Regions from separate parts of the Homo sapiens genome. Here region 1 is linked to region 2. Evidence: chromatin loops called from intact Hi-C (ENCODE). Cell type or tissue: mammary epithelial cell. All regions are shown on one strand. Each heading gives the region's core, and the rest is flanking DNA. Links, peaks and the distances in the headings are about the cores only.

Region 1 (7,061 bases), core at 1,254-5,253, 230 kb before region 2:
CAAGTATTTGTGAAGTTGTCTTTTGATGGTTTCTATTTTTTCAGTGAAGTAAAAAGAAAGGTTCTAAGTTGAGCGTAAGGATGGGGGAGGAGGTGTTAGAAATTTGAGAGAGGGAAAAATATGAAATATTCTTGTACAGATATGGAAGAGTAAATGACAAGGAAACATATTATATTTGCTGGGCAGCATTAACGGCCTCCTTGAGGGATCATGAATTTAAACTGAGAGTCATACATTTGCTTGTGTGTTTTTCTCCAGCCACATTCAGCTGGCACACAGGCATGAAATAGATGGCGAGTTGCATATGATCAGTATAGTTGAGATTTGTCAAGAGAGCACAGTTAAGTCAGAGAAGGTCAATGGTGTTAAAGGCGCATACAAGGAAATGATTAAAATCATTGTCCATGGAATCTACGCTATATAATGAAGTGAGCATATGAGAAGCTATGGGTAAAATCAATGAATTAGGGGTCCTAGTGGGTTTAAGGAATTGGTGTATTAGGGGTAACAAAGGGATTGAACTACCAAGACATTAGGCTGTGGTTGGAAAATGGAATGCTTGAAATTGAGATTGTGGAATATTGTAATTATTAGTAATTAAAACATCAGAAATGTAGCCATGGGAATGAGTAGCTATGGCAGAGTGGAGAATCAATCATGAGAAGTTCAAGAAATTGAGAGGAGGTATTAGAGGGAGCGTGTATTTACACAGTGAATAACCAATAATTGTAATGGGGTAGAAATGGAAAGAGTGTTAGTGAGCTAGGGGCTAACGTTTTCAAGGAATTGGGAAACTTGCCTGGTAGACAACTGCATCAAGGGGGAGTTATGGGAACACTTAGCTTTTCTACTACCTCCTCAATGTTTCCTCTCTCTCACTTTCCATCTTTCCAGCTTATATACTGGCATTACAAACTTTAATTTCCTAGACTAGATAGCTACATATCACCTGTGTCTACCCTTTCTCCTCCCTATCCAAATTATCTCCAAGTCTTGAGAATTTCCAATTTTTTTTTCTGAGATGGAGTCTCACTCTGTTGCCCAGGCTGGAGTGCACAGTCATGCCATCTCAGCTCACTACAACTTCCGCCTCTCAGGTTCAAGCGATTCCCCTGCCGCGGTCTCTTGAGTAGCTGAGATTACAGGCACGCACCACCACACCCGGCTAATTTTTGTATTTTAGTAGAGACGAGGTTTCACTATGTTGGCCAGGCTGGTCTCGAACTCCTGACCTCAAACAATCCACCTGCCTTGGCCTCCCAAAATGTTGGGATTACAGGCATGAGCCACTGTGCCTGGCCTCCAATTTTGAATACTCTCTACTCTCCCCCTTTGGGACCATCACTACTCTAGCCTGTCACTCTCTATTTTATCACTCAGATTAATGTTCTTCATGGCACTAATCGCTCTCTAAACTTAACTTGTTCATTTATTTGTTTGCTTTTTTTGTTGGGGGGGGTGTCTATTTTCCTTCATTAAATATAAATTTCATAAGGGGAAAAGTTTTGTTTAATTTGTGCCTGGAACATAATATGCCCTCAATAAATACTTTCAGGATGAATTAATAAATGCCCCCTATAACATGCTGATGAATCCTTATATTCTTGGGTTCACACAACAGCTTTGCTTTACTATCCTACCAGCTTCTCCCTCCTTTCCTGCTCAAACCATCCATTTCACCGAGTAAAGTCATTTCACTACTCCCCCAAAACACCATGTTCATTTCTATTCAGATGATTTCATCATATTTCTCCCTTGTTTATGTCTATTCCCCACATACCAATTCTTTGAGTCCCAGCTTAGGTCTTACTTCTCGGATGGTTTTTCTATGATTACCATGAGGCCTGCTGATTTCTCCCTCCTCTAAAATCCTGCTATCCCTAACAACACCAGCTGCTTTATATTTTCTAATTGTTTCATATGGGTTATTCTTACCTTTTCACTTTAAAATAGGTTTATTTTTGGCCTAAGGATCCTGACTTACAACTACAGTATACTCAGTAAAAACTAACACAGTGTAGGGCAGATAACGGGTATTCAAAAAATACTATGGCCTCCTTAGATAGCTTCATAGACTTCCATCTTCCTCAACAAACATTTTCTACCTTTTACCCTGCTGTTAGCTAAATCTAACTATTCTTCCTGCTCTATGATACTGTCTTTGAGACCAGAACCAACCCCTATGTCCACTACACAGAATTCTACACTCTTGCACTGCAATTCCCACAGCTAAATCATTGTCATTGCCATTATTGTTCCTGGATTCTCTTGGCAATTTTAGTATATTCAAGGCATAGCTGCCAAGATCATCATCCTCCTTGATTGTTTGGAATCTTTATTTTTTTAAATCCCTGCATTTTTTCCATCAAACTTTAAGTGTTCCTGTGGGATTTGTTTTTCCTTGGCTCCATCCTTGGCCTGGTTCTTCTCCACTTTCTTATGTTCAGTCACTCGATTTGCCCTTTGTCTCATTTGAAGGAATCAGCTTTCACACCTTCTTTTAAACTACCTTGCATATTTAGAATATTTTCTCAAATAATATAAAATTTATAATATTTATGAATAAATGACACAATGCCAAGATATTCTGTCTCTTCTTTCAAATAACATCTGAAGATGCACCTGCACTAGTGAGTTCTATATTTAAGATATTGAATAAGTATCATTCACCCATCTGCTTTCATTCTGTCCTGCATTTTTTAGGACCTGCTTCAGAGTTGTATTTTGAGGTCTTTTGGACGGGGAACTGTCTGGCATAGTTCACAAACTGGCCTTTGCTCTGTATATTCATGTTCCTTTGATAAATAATAAATAATAATAATAGCCCACTGTGCATTTTTACATTCCACTCATAAATCCCTGGAAAAAGAAAAACTAACAACCAGGGATTATAATAGAAACACAGAAACAAAACTAACCTTTTACCAGGTTTTGCTACAGTAATATATACTTCCATAGACCTATATTCTAACAAATAATTACCTGCTTAAGTCATTTGTAAATTGTTCCTTTGCCAACATTATGTATAATAGCAAATGTCTACGTGGTTTATAGGACAGGGAAAACAACTAGAACATTACAGCTATGTGGGGGATCAGTGCAAAAGCAGCAAAATAAGAGGTTTACTCTGTTGGGTGCACAGTTTGGAAGAATTAGTCTCACAAGTAGAACTACTTGACAGAATATATGCCTGCTCTCCAGCTCCCCCTTCTCCCCTCCTCCAGATCTTTTTTCAATAATGGAAGAAGACTTACTTTCTTTTTTCAAATCCAGGTGGGAAGTGTATCATTTTGCGTGAAAAATCTGTTTTTCTTTGAACATAACAAATGGTCTGATTGAAGCTGCTCTATGAAAACGGCAGCATATCTAACCAGGGAGGTGGGAACTATAGTTTAATGGGTGGAGCACCTCCATATTTAGCTGCAGATGAGCCACATTTAACTTTAAAAAAAATAAAAATTTAAAAAATAAAAGAAGGCCAAAATGTAATGATTGTCTTGTTACTGCAGTGGCCACTAGATGGCAGGTCCAAAAATCTGATGGGAGTCTCACAGGAGGGCAAATCTTAGGGAGCAGAATGTTTCTGGCACTCAATCCAGTGTTGGTTCATCAATAAGCCTTGGCAGTTTGCTAAAATATCAGGTGGGTAAGACAATATCCATGTTATTTCACAGGGCTGAAGGGGGCAGGAAGCCCTTTGGTATCTAGGTTTGTAGAGTATTGTCATCACATACTCACACATCCAGATACTGCTACCCCTTTGGACTTCTGTCCACAGACATTCTTGGAGCTGGTTTTTATATATGTTCAGCTGTATTCCATTATCTAATGGTCTGTGCAATACTGAGCCATAATCTCAGGAGTGTAAAAGGTAGTTGTCTAATCTGCCTCCATGGAAACAAATGAAGGAGGCTGTCAGGCTAGGGTAAGGGAACATACAGCTGTACTGTATTTAACAACATATATTTACCAGTAATTGCAACTTCATGTTAAATATGTGTATTTCCTATACTGGAGGCTGACCATATATTCATGTTAATTGTTTTGAAAAAGAGAATGTTGATATATAAGAGACTTATTATTTAATAGGATAAAATAACTAAGGCCTATGATTAAAAATGAAATGAGTAAATTTAGAACAAATTATTTGTTGTACACAGTAGAGTTTTCATTTTCTTTTACTAGGATGGGAGACTTCTAGATGTGGGTCTTATGAGACTATAAAAAAGTCATTCTTGGACCAATTATTCTGAAGATAGATTGTGTCTTTCCCTTCATAATTTTTTTTTTTTTTTGGTTACTAGATTATCCTGATAAAAGTGATTTCACTACATGGACAATGCCTACTTTTCTTTATCTTTTAATTAAAGAACTGACCTTATGATTTTTAAAAGTAGAGAATCACAAGCTCTGAGATAATTTATCATTCTCACTAAAGAAAATGTGCTCTAGAGTCAAATTTATCTTTGTACAAGAGCTGTGACATGCATTTTGATATACATTTAAGCATCTATGTCAATTAAAATATTATAAAAATAAAAGCAACAAAAACTCAATTATAGCCATGCAACTCAGTCATCACTCACCTTTTGTTCCCTTTTTCTTTGAAAATTTAGATAGAATAATGGTAAACATGTTGATTTCATCTATTCTTGCTCTGTATATTTGGACTGTGAAATGTCTACATGAGACACAGGAAGAGGGCACGGGTCTTCAGGATAAAAAACAAAAAAAAATTTTTCCTAAAGAAGAAATATGGGCTATATTGAATTATGATAGATGTTTTAAATCAGTACCGTTTTCCTTTAGTTTGGAGTAAAATTTAAAATGAGATGACTGAAATAATTTACGATAAAATATCATGGTTATTTCTACATATTTAAGGTTTAAAAATGCTCAAACTTATACTTTCCTCATAGAAAGAGCACTGGAATGGGAAACTGAGAGGTCTGGGTTCTATTCTGGCTTTGACAGTGACTCACTGTGTGACATCCAGAGAGCATGACCTCCCCAGGCTCCTCACTTCTGAAATGGGAGGGTTTTGAGGACAAAGTCTCTCTCTGCTTTAACATTCAATATCCAAGTAAGTAAATTGCTACGTATTGCAGATTTTTTTTTCCTCAGAAATAGACTAATTTCCTCCGATGAAAGAATAATACTGTTAAGAAGCTGATGTTGAAAGCTAACATGTCCCTACCAACACTGTGGGCTCTACCCATGCAGGTGAAGCTAGAGCTTGTTCTTCCTTCAATCCCCCCTTTCCCTATTCTGCACCACTCTTCCACACACTCCCCCATCATCTTTAAGTCTAAATTCTACCTGAGAGGTCCTCTGTGACCCCTAGGTAGTTACTTGCTAATTATTACTAATTATTCAATAACTGTTTTACTTTTCCTCTTGAGCACATAGCTAAGTTCCATTTCCCAGCCTTCTCTGCAGATAGCTATGGCCCTGTGACCAAATTCTGGTGAGTGGGATGTTGGTGGAAGTGACATACGCTGTCCCAGGCCTGGTCCATTAAAAGTTCCTGTGTAATCATTGCTCTCTCTTCACCAGATTTCTGGCTGGATGTCACACCCACAGCAATCTTGGAAGCTATGTACTGAAGAGCCTCTGTCAACCTGGGTCCCTGACCAGTCTTTACATGAGCAAGAGAGAAACTCATGTTGAAATACTGAGATTTGGGAGTGTGCGTATTATAGAAGCTAATGTTACCTTAACTAAGAACACTCCTAAAGCAGAAATTTGTTCTCTCTCCGAGACATTATGTCTCTTTTACCACATTTTCCACCTTTAATAATTTATTTACTGATATGTAAGCTCCTTGAGGATAGTACATTTGTTTCACTAGTGTACCCACAGAACTCTAGTTAGTTGAATGAATTCAGAATAGAACATAGCTGGTTTGGAAAGTACAGAAGTTACAGAAGGTAGTAAAAGCAGTTTGATTTTTAAAAATTCTAGCTTTGTGTTTTATCCTATAATATTTAGGTAGAAGGTAGGGATGATGGGTTGGGGTTTTGTTGGTGTGGAAATGTATTGTGACAACCACAGCCTTTTAATATATTTTGTGTACTGCATCCCCAATAAACATGTTTTCCAAATAAAGTGTAAAGTCTTTTTCTAAATGCTGTATGGCTTGCCTTTTTTATATATTTGTGTAAAGAAATTCGTAGTAGTAATTCTCTGACACTGAGTTAAAGGAAGTCCTATTTTTTTTCACAATTATGTGAAAACACAATTATGTGCTGTATAATGACATTTTAGTCTACAATGGACCACATATCTGACTGTGGTCCTGCAAGATTATAAGATAACTGAAAAATTCCTAATGCCTAGTGATGTCATAGTGATCATAACATCACAGCACAATTACTTTTTAAAACATAAATTTAGTGTAGCCTAAATGTACAGTGCTTATAAAGTCTACAGGAGTATACAGTAATGTCCTAGGTGTTCACATTCACTCATCACTCACTCATTCACTCACCCAGAGTAACTTCTAGTTCTGCAAGATCCATTCATTGTAAGTGCCCTATAAAGGCATACACTTTTGATCTTTTATGCTGTGTTTGTACTGTACCTTTTCAATGTTTAGATATGTTTAGATACATGAAAACTTACCATTCTGTTATAATTACTTACAGTATCCAGTACAGTAACATGCTGTGCAGGTTTGAAGCCTAAAAGCAATAGGCTATATCATATAGCCTAGGTGTGTAGTAAGCTCTATCATCTAGGTTTGTGTAAGTACACTCTATATTGTTCACACAACGATGAAATTGCCTAATGATGCATTTCTCAGAATGTATTCCCTTTGTTGAGCAATGTGTGACTACATTTTGAAAAGTTAAAATAATACTAAAGGGAGGGACAAGTGAAGAGCTAACTTGAGAAATCTAAGAACTAGGTAATTTAAAAGAAGTGCTTTTAGTTACATAGGGTTTTTAACATCATTACCACCTATGAAATTACAGGTATTAACTACTGTCTCAAAATGATCATCGCCCTTTTGATACTTTACTCTCAGTGTCATGGCTGACCTCTTTTGAGTCAAGTTT
Region 2 (7,061 bases), core at 1,148-5,147:
AGGAGGAAGACCCTACAGGGTTTTCTTATGTTTTGCAGCTTCCAAATTGTAGTAGGGTCCTATTCTATAAAATTGCTACCAACAACTGTATACTTAGTGATATAATACCATATGGAACCTTGAGTTTTACTTAAAGAGTAGATTATGTGGCAATTCATAGTTATCCTAGTATGGATAAGAAAATATCCTAGTAATAACATAATTATTCTAGTTATGAGTTTTTTTCAGACAAGAAACTCTTTTATTCATCTTTTTATCTCTAGTGCCCAGACTCAACATATGACTTTGTATATAGTAGTTCTTAATAAATGATAGCTTAAAAATTAAATAATATTTTTAAAATGGTGAGATATGGCTTAAAGGGGTTCAAACAAATTCAGAGTTTTGTCTAATCTAGGTGTTTCTAGATTTATGAGCAGGCAATCACATATTATTGAGTATGTATTAGTGTTTTAGTTAGTGTTAATACAGTATAATAAACCCTCATTGATTGTTGTAGAGAAATCCTACTATTTTACACTCATATACTAGAAATGTTTAAAGTCACAATTTTAAAATAGTGGACTTCAAACTTTATTATGCACAACTAACCTGGGCAGTTTCCTAAACTGCAGATCCAGGCTACATTCTCAGAGCTTCTGATTTAGAAATTCTGGAATGGGGTTCAGGAATCTCCATTTTAACAGGTGCTCTAGATAATCCTGATATAGGTAATCCCTAGGTAATCCTGATACAGTTGGTCCTTGGACTACTTACCATGGACTAGGCTACAAGGTAATATAATAATAAATCTATACAGTTCACCTTTTCAATACGAAGAGAAGAGACTAGCCTATTAAATGTGACTTAACTATCAAAATTACCCGTGAAAAGAATAGGCAATTTGCTAAGACTTCTCAAAATGAACCAAGGGAGGACATAAGGGCGAGAAATATTAAATTTCAAGCCAGAAATGACTCTTTTTAAAACTTCAAAGAGACTGACAATCTGCTTAAAGTAAAAGTGGAAGAAGAATGGCAGCAGTACAGAAGTGTTTTATGAACAATTTAGGAAAGCAACATTGATTCAAGAGGTTTATTTGATAACATGTTTTAATGGTTATTATAAAAGTGAATGCCTTCTAATCTTTGATTTGCTGCTAAAATATATATGTATTTATTTACATGAAATTTTTTTTTTAAATTCCCCCCTTAACTCCCTACTTTCCACACATTTTTAGCTTGCCAACATTACTGCGTTAATGGTGTCCTTTTTTTCTCTCTCTAGAAACACATGCCCTGGGATTAAAAGGGGATTACTTTGGTCTACTTCCACATCCATGTCCCAGGGAAGGTACTGCTTCTGCTTCCGACCTGACCTTTAGGTATCTGCAGCCTTCAATTCTTTACAGTGGGAGTTGCTTTAGCATTGATTTCTTGGAAAACTAAGAGCTGTTTTCAAAAGCCATTTTCAAGACAAATAATGAAAATTATTTTCTTATGCTTATGGATGTTACAAACTGTGTAACAAGCTTTTCTCTTTAACTTTGCTGCAAGAAAGTTTAAAGGCAACTGTATAGCACTTCACTGAATATAGTTTTATGCTGACCTCACTTCTAACTCCATTTTTATATCCTTTCCTTTATTGTTTTATTTTTCTTACCTATTTCTAATTCATGTATTTTGCTGCAATCATGTATTTATGTTTATTTTTTCATTGTCAGCCATTTTAATTCCCTTATTGGTGCAATAAATAGTAAATAAGACAAATAAACAAAACAAAAACATATGTATGTATGTGTATTTGGTATTTACATCGCATGTACTCAAAATAAAAAATAAAAACTAACCACCTAAAATAATTGACATATTTCATTATTCTTTGGGCTATAGATTCACTTGACTGCAGCACTTCCATTTAGGGAGATATAAAATTAAAATACCACCATGAAAAAATCCATATGAAATTTGACATAGGTATTTTCAGCCCCAGGTCATTAATTCAGTTCTGACTGACATCTTTCAGTTCTGTTTTAAAATTTTTGTGTTCAGTCTTTCGATTACACACACAAAAAAGTTTTGGCTTAATCAGCCTAATAAAGTGTATATTTCTGAAAACATTTTTATGTAAACAAATATAGAAGTATACATGATACATACACATACATTTTTTACTTAGAGTCTTCAAACCAAATATTTCAGTCCTTTGCTTCCAGTATTATTTTCTTTTAAGTAAATACTTTTCATTAAGCAACAAAGAGTGATAGTCATCTCAACACCAAAAACTTGTATTCAGGCTAAGTTTAGTCTACTTTGCATATTTTCCTCTGAGAATGATCCAGCCAGTCTCAGTCTGATTCTAGTAAAACTCAGGTAATGTGGAAGAACTCTAATTGAGTATTAGACATTTTAACAATTATATTCATATTGATATGTCCTTATACGACCACTCTAGGTGAAATATTACTATGCTTGGGACTTAAATATGATTTTTGTTCTTTTATTAATTTCTGAATCTCATATCCTTCCAGATACCAAAGGAATACAGTACCACCTGGGAATAATGTCAATTTTCACTTTAAAAAAATATTTTGTTGCTTTTCCCCTCAGCATGGGCAACCAATAGCTGATTCATACTTTCATTACATCACAGTTGGATTACAGAAGGGCTCTTTAGTCTGGCCTCCGCATGTCTCTTGCAACTCATTTGTAGACAGCCCAGAAACTAGCAGCTGGACTTCATTTTTGTTCCAGCAGTCACCATTTTATAGTGTTTCTCTAAGTCACTGTGAGTTTCACTGATGACAAGTCTAAAACTCCACAGGTATTCATATTTAGTGGGTTAAATCAGAGAGAAAGGATTATGCTTAACTTTCTATAGGTTCATGTCACTCAACTATACTTTGCCATTCACTTACCATACGTCAAAAAGGTGGAATAATACTATTCTTACATAGAGGACTAATAAGATATACTTAGCAAAAGTAGGTGGTTGCAAAACATTTTTTTAAAAATCAGAGTGCTGTATTTTTAAAATCTTGCATAGAACTCTGGTTCAATTTTTGAGTCCTTCCAATTTCTCATAACTCTGTGGTATTCATAATAAAGCAGGCAGATGGTTAAGTCTCTGAACATATGCTTTAAATGCCCCCTTTGCTATTTCTAAATAATGGACCAAATTTTGCCCTCAAATAGTCACAGGAAACTTTAAGGAGGCTGCCTCTTGAAATCTGAGGACAGAATGTGATCCAGTGGGAATTAAACCTTTAAAAAATATATTTTCTAAACTTTCTTATGAGCTCTATTCCCTATACCAAGACAAATTACATTTTTTAATAAAATAGGATATAGTAAGAGAAAAATCCTAACCAATACAATATTACTTGGCTCAAGGAATAGATTAGAAGGCAACATATGTTTTATTTATTTATATTTTAAAATTCTGATTTTCTAAAACATGAGAGTCATCTGATTAATTTCTGTGTGATTACCAGATTTTCCATTTTTATTATTATTCCTATTACTAGTATCATGTAGATGTTATATTGTTAAAACATCTTGCAATTATTAATTAGTTAATTTAGTTTAAATTATGATTATGCCTTTGTTTTAAATCAATGTTTTTCATAGTTATTAAAAGCCAAAAGCACTATTTTTCCAGTCACTTACTTTCATTTCAAAAACAGTTTGTTGTCGATGAAAGCGCATTTTCCAGGTTATCACAGAATATGCAATTCATCTGCAATGGATATATATATTCTGGTAATGTTGCTCACATAACCTAGCTGTACTTGTAAGAGTATCTCTGTTTCTTAATGTCTATATTTTATACATGGAATTAACCTTCATTTGCACACTCATATTTCTATGTATTTAAATTTATTCCTGAAAGACCTCTGAACTAGTCTCTCCTGTCTTACGATGTCCACAAAACTTAGCAGTCTGATTAACATTACAGATAAAAAGACCACACAATTGACAATAAGGACACTTTAGTTATTATAGACGTCTGAAGTTTAAGTATTCCAAAACTATAATGTCCCTTTAGAAATTCTCAATAAGGATTAGCTTGGTCCTAATGAAAACAGTGTTTACTTTTAAAAATAAATGCAATAGTTGTACCCAAATATGTTCGAAACACTGTATGACGTGTCATAATCAACAATGTTGAAAATAACTAAAGATCTTTAAATCAAGTGATAATTTTACACATATATCCACAAATATCTGAACAAAATTTATAATTACTATTGGGACAAAACATTAACATATTCTTCTGCTAATAAAGACAAACAACTTTGAGAAAATCCTCTCTCATTCTCACGTCTCTAACTTTCACAATAAATGCAGCACTGAAACTAAATTTCCAACTCAGAAATACGCTGAGCTCCAATAAACAAGTTGATTTTAAAAACTCACCAGACTAACAGTTATGCTTTTTCCCTTATCTTTCCTTTGCTTTCCCTTGTTCTTTCACTTTCCATGCACACACAATCACACTTACCTGCACAAGTCTGAAACATCAGTCTATGTATTTTTTTTGAAATGTACTCTGTACCGATGCATTTTTCTGTGTTTCTTTCTAACCCTCGAGAATGTTAAGAATTTAGGAAGAGAGCCACAGCTTAAGAGTGCAATTATTTGCCAGTAAATACTCAATTTGCTTGTCCTGTGATTTTTCTTCTAACTTGCATATTCAATAATCCGTCCCTGACTGCGTCACGAGCACAAAAAGTCTTTTCTCCAAAGGAGAAGACTTTCGCCAATCAACCTTCAGCCATGCCAGGGCACAGCTTGTCAGGGTGATTTGTTAGCTTTAATTAATAATTCCTCACACTGGCCATTTTCACAAATAATGCAGTGAGGCTGGGAGGCTAGATTGCTATGATTCAGACAGATAAAACTACAGTGGAAAGGGGATGGGGAGGGGTGTGGGGGAATTCAGATGCCGTTTATAAACACCTCTAATCATACTCTTTCAGTTTACAATATAGAGGACATCTCAGTTGAATTACCACGTTATGTCCACCAATTTGTATTCAGATGGAAACCATATGTTCCTCCACTTTATCTGCTAGGGACTCCCTGGTGCCAACACAGTCATTGGGCAGACAACATTCACAAAAGAGGTCTCTAGCCTCTGGATTGCAAAAGTTTACTGCAGGGTGAAGTTGAGAAATCAGACATATACTGCACTTCTCAGTGAGCTTGGGTAACAGTCTGGAAACACAGAAGTATGAGTTATGAGTGTCAGATTTTCTCTTATCCTGCTATGTGATACTGGGCATTTCATTTAGCCTTAAAAAAAAAATCTCATACCTCATCCTCAAATCAGTTTGCAACAATGACTGATTTGTTCATGCATTCTATGAACATTTATTGACTCCCAAATATATGCTACACACTGTATTAAATGCTGAGAATTTTGCTTGAAAGTAAGACTTTTCCATTTAACTGACAATCCATGGGCTTGAACAAAGCCACCAAACAGATAGTGTGCAAATAAAAATAAGGATTTCTAACAGTTTCTGTGTGGCTCAACCAAATAATCAGTAATTGACAACACACTTGAGTCCATTATGCAAAAGTAATGCTCGGGGTAAAAAAGAATATACAGAGATTAAAAAATATGTTTTTCAAAGATTAAAAAATTTCCCTCAAAGTGACTAGAGCACTAAGAAACATATTAATATGTTCATAAACAATTTCCAAAGATTCACAATCACTTTAGGAACATACAAATAAAAAAATTTTATTAATGTCCTTAATCTTATATAAGAATATATGCCTGTGTTTGAGACTGCAAATTTATTAATTTATTGGATACATATTTATTGAGCATCTACTCTATTTCAGGAACTGAATAATATTGGAGATAAGTAAAGCACAGCCTCGTTATTCAAGAAGCTCACAATTTAGTCACCAGACTCTAAAAGAGAAAACACACATCTCAACTGAAAACTGTAATACAATATAGCCAGAGCAATGACACAAATATACATAAACATGTAGGATGGGCCTCCTAGAAGTGATGCATCAACTATTTGTAAAGGTTGGGTAGAAGTACCAGTGGTGAGAAGAACATTCTAGGGAGAGGCAAACCTTTGAACCCTTTCTCAAACTGTTACTAGAAGCAGAGCACCAGTTCTAGAAAAGATGGGATTTAATACATGACAATTTCAGATAAATGTTTCAGATGGTAAATATTGCAGGATTTAAAAATAAACTTATTAAGAAACAAATGTTCCCCAAAACTATAATGTCTTGATATCATCAAAAAAGCATGCAGCATCTCTAGCACTGGCACATAGTAACATACATGTCTTTCTCACTTTGTGTGTTTCAGTTCTCTGAGGCAAACATGAAACATGCTTGACACACACTGCCTTTCTGTGTTTTCTTGCCTATTTATCTTCTTTTACTATGGGCAGGCTTCTACTGCTTCTGTTTTCACTGTACCATAAGATAAATCATATTTGCATGACTGTTAAAGGAAGGGGAAAAATCTGTGTCCATTTTGTGGTCACACATCTACTTCTAGTCAGATAGCACATGCTATATGGGACTAAGAGTGCAAATGTTAAATGAGAAAGGAAATAATACTCCTAAACCCCCAAAAAGCTCTTTCATAGATAGTAAATACTCCTAGAAACTATACAGAATTCTTGGTGTTATTTAACATTTTGCTTTATATTATATTTAACAGTGTAAGGCAACAGCCAGAATACTATTTACCATAGTTCAGTAACATCTAGCCATTTAAAGAATTTACAAAGTTTATTAATTCATTAAATATGTATGTATTGAGCTCCTACTATATACTGAGCACTTATCAGTAAATGTTTGATTTTTATTCCCACAATGCTTACACATAATAATAGTTAACATTCATTGAGTGCTGACTATATGCTAGGGACTAATCTAAGGACTTTACATATAGTATCTCATTTAATTCCCACAGTAACATTATATGTTAGGTACTATTACCACCTCCATTTAGTATATTATGAAACTCACAAGTAGAGAAGCTAGATATACACTATGTGAATTCATTCTACACAATGAGACCAGGGCAACTAATGT

Evidence for each region. Hi-C counts contacts between places; a loop is a spot of excess contacts. Peaks named below come from ENCODE experiments on the same cell type or tissue, not always from the same donor. Only the 100,000 strongest peaks of a DNase experiment are listed, where the experiment ranks them.
Region 1: it touches region 2 in a loop (4-fold over the local background); 1 of 110 quality-filtered maps calls a loop at or near these places.

What each region holds. Positions count from the first base shown.
Region 1 is chr3:114,523,713-114,530,773 of GRCh38, forward strand. The region is part of intron 6 of ZBTB20 (zinc finger and BTB domain containing 20); the gene reads right to left. Among named protein-coding and RNA genes, the nearest start is that of ZBTB20-AS5, 74 kb to the left of the region's middle. In mammary epithelial cell, for the core only: a CTCF peak has its summit at 3,524 (motif pointing right); no DNase peak of the experiment used is centred there.
Region 2 is chr3:114,754,414-114,761,474 of GRCh38, forward strand. The region is part of intron 5 of ZBTB20 (zinc finger and BTB domain containing 20); the gene reads right to left. Among named protein-coding and RNA genes, the nearest start is that of MIR4796, 14 kb to the left of the region's middle. In mammary epithelial cell, for the core only: no CTCF peak of the experiment used is centred there; DNase peaks (open chromatin) are centred at 2,698 and 5,128; H3K4me3 peaks cover 1,272 bases; H3K27ac peaks cover 2,624 bases.